3 separate regions of the Homo sapiens genome follow, and regions 2 and 3 are each linked to region 1. A link is a contact called in ENCODE Hi-C or POLR2A ChIA-PET data. All regions are on one chromosome and are shown on one strand. The core of a region is the stretch at or near the end of the contact, and the rest is flanking DNA. Distances in the headings are between cores, read along the strand shown.

The links. Hi-C counts contacts between places; a loop is a spot of excess contacts on that map. ChIA-PET counts read pairs that join two places held with the same protein, here RNA polymerase II (POLR2A).
Region 2: a map of endothelial cell of hepatic sinusoid shows a loop between it and region 1 (3-fold over the local background). The contact joins two enhancer-like sites. A Hi-C loop is called at or near these places in 1 of 168 maps with a recorded cell type or tissue (endothelial cell of hepatic sinusoid). POLR2A ChIA-PET finds 5 or more read pairs at or near these places in 1 of 52 experiments (AG04449).
Region 3: a map of aorta shows a loop between it and region 1 (6-fold over the local background). The contact joins two enhancer-like sites. A Hi-C loop is called at or near these places in 2 of 168 maps with a recorded cell type or tissue (aorta and chondrocyte). POLR2A ChIA-PET finds 5 or more read pairs at or near these places in 1 of 52 experiments (activated CD4-positive, alpha-beta T cell).

The regions. Positions count from the first base shown.
Region 1 is chr1:243,923,479-243,925,990 of GRCh38, forward strand. All of the region lies in intron 1 of LINC02774 (long intergenic non-protein coding RNA 2774), which reads left to right. Among named protein-coding and RNA genes, the nearest start is that of LINC02774, 7.3 kb to the left of the region's middle. RefSeq lists an enhancer at 830-1,478. Within about 2 kb of position 1,258, at least 3 of the 41 ENCODE cell types and tissues checked have a DNase peak (open chromatin) inside an H3K27ac peak, as active enhancers do.
Region 2 is chr1:244,408,563-244,411,074 of GRCh38, forward strand. It overlaps ADSS2 (adenylosuccinate synthase 2), which reads right to left. Exons shown (of 13, transcript NM_001126.5): 13 at 1-1,076. The coding sequence ends at 1,024. Among named protein-coding and RNA genes, the nearest start is that of ADSS2, 42 kb to the right of the region's middle. Within about 2 kb of position 1,254, at least 2 of the 41 ENCODE cell types and tissues checked have a DNase peak (open chromatin) inside an H3K27ac peak, as active enhancers do.
Region 3 is chr1:243,597,403-243,599,914 of GRCh38, forward strand. All of the region lies in intron 8 of AKT3 (AKT serine/threonine kinase 3), which reads right to left. Among named protein-coding and RNA genes, the nearest start is that of AKT3-IT1, 200 kb to the right of the region's middle. Within about 2 kb of position 1,254, at least 6 of the 41 ENCODE cell types and tissues checked have a DNase peak (open chromatin) inside an H3K27ac peak, as active enhancers do.

The sequences.
Region 1 (2,512 bases), core at 8-2,507:
TGCTATTTTTAACTTTTTGAGAAACCGCTATACTGTTTTCCACCGAAGCTGTGCCATTTTACATTCCTGGATCGTTATTCTCAGAGAACCAAAATCCCAGTCCAGTCTGACAATCATATGTCTCTGGTTCAGCCTGGTGCAATTTCAAAATGTGATATTTTTATCATACAACAGCTTCTCTCCTCCGCAGCTTGGGCCTTCTTTCTACTTAGAAACCCGCCAGGGAGGAACACGGCCGGCTCATTTTCCCTCCTTGCTTTCCCTCATCTCACGCTCACTGGCTGGCTGCTTTGGCTCCCCAGGGTCAGGCACTGGGTGGGGTGCAGGGAGTTAGGGACACCATTGACGTCTGGCAGTGGTCCCTTCTGGGTGGGACCGATGTCCAAAATGACTGTCTCTCCTTGAGTCCCTTTGCGAGTTTCTCAGAAATCCTTTCTCCAGCTATTGGGGAGACTGAGGCAAGACTGCTTGAGCCTGGGAGGTCAAAGCTGCAGTGAGCTATGATTGCACCACTGCACTCCAGACTGGGCAACAGAGCAAGACCCCATGTCTTTAAAAAATTCCTTCTTGGAATCTGTTTCTGGCAATGCTTTTCCTCTGGCTATGTGTTTGTGGGTCATGCTCAGCCCCTGGGATCCTAGCAATCTGTCCCTGTGCAGGGGGATGTCTGTTCCTCCAGAGGGTCCTTGTAGGTAGAGTCTTTTTTTTTTTTTAATGGCACCCCAAGGCCAGCCCTTTTGTGCTGTGGGTAGAAGTGTAGCTTCCTCCCTATGAAGTCTTTCCTCTGGTTGCTCTGCCAATGCTAGTCAGACTCCTGTGTTTAGATGTGTACCCTGGAAGAGCCGGTTACCAGCTCCTCTTTCTCCTAAATTCCAGAGGACCCGTGTCAAGCTGCTGGTATGGATTTCTTGAAGTCTGCTCTTACTCAGGCTTAGTGTGGGGCAACCACACCCTTCCTCTCCTGTGAGCTGCAGTGATTACTGGTGACTTTCTAATACACAGTCCTTCTTGCCCTTCTTCTCCTCCCCTAGAAGCCTCCAGGTTGGTGACGGTGGTGGGCTCATGCTAGCAGAATCAGATTCACAGTCCCCTGTTTTTCTTACAAAGGTGAACTAGTGTCTTCCTCCAGGGCAGCGTTTCTCAAACACAGCCCTACTGACATTTGGGGCCAGAAAATTCCATGCTGTGAGGCCTGCCCCGTGCATTTCAGGATGTTTAGCAACATCCCTGGCCTCTGCTCACTAATTTCCAGTAGTATCACCTCCGGTTGTGACAACCAAGAATGTCTCCAGACATTGTGAAATACCTCTTGGAGGGCAAAATTGCTCCCGGTTGAGGAGCACTGCTGTGGTGTCTTGAGCTGCTTTTGGCCTTTGGCATTCCACAGAGCCCCCTTTTGTTATTCTGTGGTAGATGGCTTCTGATATACGGGAGCTACAGCCAGGCTGCAGGCAGACCCTGAGGAGACTTGCAGGAAGCTAAATTGAAGTCGTTTCTGTTTACTGCCATCTTCTTGTCTCTTTAGAAAATTCTTGTTTATGTGTTGCAACCTCGCCTTAGCTGTAACCCAGGAGGTCAAAAAGCAGGTGACATGGGCACACGGGGAGGGAATGCAGCCCCTCTGCCAACCTGCCCCGGCAAGGCCAGCCTTGGCTGTGGGGCGGTTGATAATTAGTGAGCCTTCGCAGAGAACAATAACCTGGGCTTCCAAATCCTGCTGCCTCTTCCTACAGGGAGAACCTCCCTTCTTTGTTAACCTAGGCAGATTTGGATTTCTTTCCTTTTTTTTTTTTCTTTTTTAAGGAAATCAGCAGTTTCCTTATTATGTTCTATTGGGATTGGACAAACCCTAAGAGCCAGGGTGTGGGAGCTGAGCTGTTTGAGCCTGTCCTGCTTCAGGTCAGGTTTGTTTTTGGTACAGAGCTGGGCCCTGCACTGGGGAAGGGGAGGAAAGTAGCTGTTATTGACTGGACAGTCTGATAGGAACCCTTCTTTCAAAGAAGATTGTATGTGTGTATGTGTGTGTGTGTGTGTGTGTGTGTTTCCCAACTAAGTGTATCGGTTGCTCATGGGCAATAAATGAGTAAGGGACCCTCTTGGGCTTCCCAGCCTAGTCGCAAGCCCCCATAGTGAGTGCTCAGCTCTGGCCTCTGGCCCCAGTCTCTGTTGCCCTCGAGAGCGCTTGGCCAGGGAACTTGTCTTGCTCTTGGCAGCTCTGATCCCAGAGGCCAAAGTCACAGCTTTAACAATATAATCCTGAATATAGGAGCCATAAGCAGACTTACCTACATTTCTGTACTTTTAGTGAAATAGAAGTATAGGATGAGTAGATGTACAAGTAAAAGATTATCAAACATGAGAGGTGATAGGAGAGAAGGCTCAGAAACAAACAAAAGAGTAAGAGACAGATGCTGCCAGAAGCAAAATTACATACATAGACCAACAGAAGAATGAAAAATAATAGGAAAATATATGGAAACATAAAGGAAACAGATTTGAAATATAATATCCC
Region 2 (2,512 bases), core at 4-2,503, 490 kb after region 1:
TTTAACATTTAAAATAGTTCATTAAAAGATAATCTACAAAACAATGTTATGCCTAATTGTCAAAATAACACCTTTTTTTTTTCAAGAAAGGAGAAATAAAGGCATAATCAAAATTATGGCTAACAACGTGGGTTCATTTTGACACTTACAGATGATTCTGTAGGCATATCGGCAGGCACGATGTTGAAAACCAATCCACTAGATTTAAAATTAATGGTAAGATAAAAAAGAAAAGATACACATTTCAGAGGTAATGTTTGAAATTAAAGAAAAATATCCACCATATATTACAACAGATCTTTTAATGACTATTTTTAACATAAAGATTGTTGTTTTGGGAAACATCTATTCTCTTTGAACATTTCACTAAATTTTCAATGTATTAAATAACTGACAGAAATAAGTTCTGTGTTCTGTACAAATTAAAGGTCCCATGAATACATAACCCCCTCCCAGCCCCACCAAAGCTCAATTTTGCATGGTTTCAGCAGAAAATAGACAGCCCAAAATTTAAACAGAATTCATAGCATTACAAAAGTTTACAGAACCCCTATGTTTTCATCATTTGTTTCTAACAACAAAGATTACAATGACAGAACTGAATGATCAGAATGTAAAAATATTTGTGCAAAACTGCATTAATTGTTCTTACCATCTAATAGGGGTAAAACTTAAGAACACGCAATGACAATAATGAAGAAAAACTACATTAAAAGTAATTCTACTTTTGATATCAAACAACATGGATTATACTATTACTAAACATTGAAAAAAAAAACGTGGCACCATGAGAGCAGCAGGAGCAACAAATGATTTGGCAATTCCAGCTAAAGAAAGCTGACACTGGAATATGCCAAAGTTAATCTCCACAGTAGGCATCCATCTGAAAAGACTGGAAACAACTGTAGGGCTTCAAACTTACTTCAGTGTCTTTATTCTTGAATTTGCAGGTCATAAATGAAATATTTAAGAAAGTCTTTTCCCCTCCCTCTCAAGGAGTGTTTCTTGCATTACTGGCAATCATTAAAAGAGTTGAATCATAGATTCTCTGGATTTACCAACACCAATCCACTTAACTAGGAGAATACAAAGAGAAAAGGAATTGAATCAATTCATCTCTAATGTTCACTCGTTGGGATTAAAACAGGTAGTCCCCTACTTTTCTCAGTATCACCATAACTTTTCCCTATGTGCCTTTTTGCTGTTCTCTATTCTGTTAGCAGACTGTGCCGATTTCTAAACAGGATGTACAAATAAGACCCAGCACAGGACAGTATGCCTTACTGTTCCCTTTTTAACTGTGCAATATTTTCACTTTCCTAATGACTTAGGATAGTAAAATATTGACCAACACCAGCAGAGACCTACAGAAAGTTGGTGATCAAGTTCCTGATAACAGGCCAAGATAAGCATCTTCAACATCTAGATGAGAATATGATTTTAACTTGCACAGCCTCAGAAACTGCCCACTACAGGAGTCTATGGAAATCGAATCATCTGCATCACATGGTTTCAGATTATTTGCAGAATTGCCAGCTTCCATAAGGTACTGTTAGGATCAACCTTCGTGGTATTTTACAGATTTTTGTTAGACTCACTGCTGTTTATATTTCAAGAAAATGCTGACCAAGAGCAGTAAGCAAATATGCTTACTAAATTTGACATCATGCTGGGAGGGGCAACTAGTAATTTGGAAAACAAGAATCATGCTGGAAACGAAGCACAAGGCAAAAGAGATTTTACACGGAGGACACATCCCACACACTTCACTTTTTCTTATGTTTCAAATATCCATCAATGCCAACAAAACGATACAAGGAAAAAGCCATCTGTTAAAAGAATGACTTCACATAACTAGATACAGCCATACGTTGTTATGCCTAACTCCCTCGCCATCTTATATTTGTTCTTTAATAAATAGGCTTAATTATTTTTAAAAATTTTTTCTTACATTTTTTTCTAGTGAGATTTCCCATTTTCTATACCAATTATTTCCCAGTGTATATTCAGGAAACTCCAAATCTCAAGGGTAATTTAACCCAAACAAACCATAAACCATTTTTAACCCCCCAAAAACACACAACATTTTTTGTGGTGGTAGAGATACATGAGGATTTGTTATTAAGAGGGAGAAGTGAATGAGACAATGTCACAGGATAAAAAAAAAACAGACTAAGAATTAAAGACAGGGTCAGAAAGGGTGAGAAGTAATCTATTATCTTCTATTTAAAGATGAGCATCGTATTTACTTTAAGGAATAAAAATATTACTTTGTATCTTCCTGGGCATTTATGCAAATCATGTGCACTCTGTAAAGTAACAATGATCTTTCCTTTATTCTATTTCAAAGGCACATAGGCAAGTTAAAAGAAAAGACAGTTGGCCGGGCATGCTGGCTCATGCCTGTAATCCCAGCACTTTGGGAGGCTGAGGTGGGCAGACCAAGAGGTCAGGAGAGACCAGCCTGGCCAACATGGTGAAACCCCGTCTCTTACTAAAAATACAAAAATTA
Region 3 (2,512 bases), core at 4-2,503, 330 kb before region 1:
AGATGGTAAGATTTAGAGTGGTTTTTATCTTCTGTTTCATACCTCAAAAAATACTTGTAATTATTTAATATCCATTCCCCAGAATACTATGCATTTTTGTTTTGTTTTGTTTTGTTTTGGTGACAGGGTCTCACTCTGTTGCCAAGGCTGAAGTGCAGTCGCATGATGGCTCACTGCAGCCTCAACCTCTTGGGCTCACTCAATCTTCCCACTTCAGTCTCTCGAGTAGCTGGGAGCACAGGCACTGGCTACCACACCTGGCTAATTTTTAACTATTTTGGTAGATACAGGGTCTCCCTATGTTGCTCAGGCTGGTCTTGAACTCTTGGGTTCAAGTGATCCTCCTGCCTTGGCCTCCCAAAGTGCTGGGCATGAGCCACTGGGCCTGGCCTATGCCCTTCTTAAATGCAGAGACCATCTGTCTTGCTCATGTAGTATACTAAGCACATAGTACAGTGCCTGCCTTGAAGAAAGCAGCATTCAATAAGAACTTTTTTGACAGAATTAAAATAATTTTTTTGGCTTTTTGAAGTTCTCTGTAATGAATGTACATTATCACTTTTGCAATAGAAAAAAATTATTCAAAGGTTTCAAATAAATGTACTAATAATTAATGTACTGATTTATGCTTATTATAAATTTAATGCTCTATTTTTTTCTTGGCAAAGGCATAGGAAAATGAGAAAATTATGACAGTACACCATATCTTTGCATCTTCAGCACCATGCCTAGTATATGACACATATTATATTCTTCATAAATATGTATTGCAAAAAATAAAATTAAATTCAGAAATACCTCTCAAAAAATTATAAGAAAAATCATCCTTAAGGTTTTTGAGGTAAAATATTTTCATTGGAAGTATTAAAAATCATATATAATAGTTGAATAATCTTATCTTTGTTCAAAAAGGAAAGTGAATTATTTGCTGCTAAAATAGGGAGCTTATCTTTATCAAGTTAAGTTCCTTTATAAAGGCAAAGACTACATAGTTTTTTTTTATTGTTAAGCTTAGCCATGCTATAGGAATACAGTAATGTAAAATGCATTAACTCAAACTACTAAATATACAAGCATATTTCATCATTCTATTAGGAAGAAATTTTCTCCATAACTCTCTCTCATAATAGCCTAACAGGAACTGCACTAGAGTGTAGCTGTACTCCCACGGTTTAGTAAGTGAACAGGTATTCAGCCCATCCTTGCAAAAAGATGACTGCATCTACAGCCGTGCCCTAAAGTCTCATGCTCAACAGGCTTCTCTCATCAGAGCACAGGAAGTTCCTTCCCACATACCCTTCAAATGTCAACCTAACACTACTTCCTCAAAGAGATAACTAAATTTATAGTAGGTTCTCCATCATTCTCTCTCATACTACAGCACTCTGTTGCCATTATATTTATTGGGTTTATTTTGTTTTATTATTTTATAATATGCATCTCCTTCTAGAAATCATGACTGTTTTATTCATCCTAGCGAACGCAGTAAGCATTTAATACATACTTTTGATTGAATGAGCTAATCTTATTTGGGGAACATACCTGTTCTTGAAGATTTAGTTCAAATGCACCTTTCCTCCTAAAATCTCCTGTATAGGAGAACATTTGTGGGGATGTTATTTTTATCGTGGTGATGATTTCATGGGTCAAAAGTTATCAGATTGTACACTTTAAATATGTACAAATTATTTATAATTTGTTATTAACTCAGCAAAACTGTTTTAAAGAAAGGGAAACATCTTAAGACAAAATGCAGATTTTCTCACACAAATAAAAGCTAACAAAAGTTACGGCTATCAGACCTGCACTACAAAAACAAATGCTAAAGGAAGTTTTTATGCAAAAGGAAAATGTAATAGATGAAAATGTATACCAACACAAAGGAAAAGAGAACACTTAAAATGACTACTTTATGAATATAAAACATTTTTTCTATTAAAAATTATTTTAAAGATAATTGCTTAAGGCAAAAACAGTGTATTGTAAAGGTTAAAAAATACATGGAAGTAAAATGTCTGAGAACAACTGCACAAAAGACAGAAGGCAGGGAAACAGATGTATGCCTTTTAAGGTTCAGATAGAAGGTAAGAAAATAGACGTATGCTGTTATAAGGTTCTTACAGTACAGGTAAAGTGACACAGCATATTGTTTGAAAGTCTACCGTGATGAGAAAAGATACATATTCTAAACCCTAAAGCTACCACCATAAGAACAAAGAAGCAGAGCTAATCAAACTAAGATTATTTAAACTCATCAAATTACTAATAGAAATTCTTCAACTTTTAATAAAGAGCATCTACGAAAAATCTACAGCTAACAACATGGTTAATGGTGACAGTATGAATGCTTCTGCCCTAAAATTAGGTATAAAGCAAGGATATTTGCTCTTATCCTGCTCTTTAACACTGTTCTAAACATCCTGGATAGTTTAATAAGGCAAGGAAATGTACACATATTAGAAAATAGCAGTAAAACTGTCTTTGTTCTCACCTGACATGATCATCTACATAG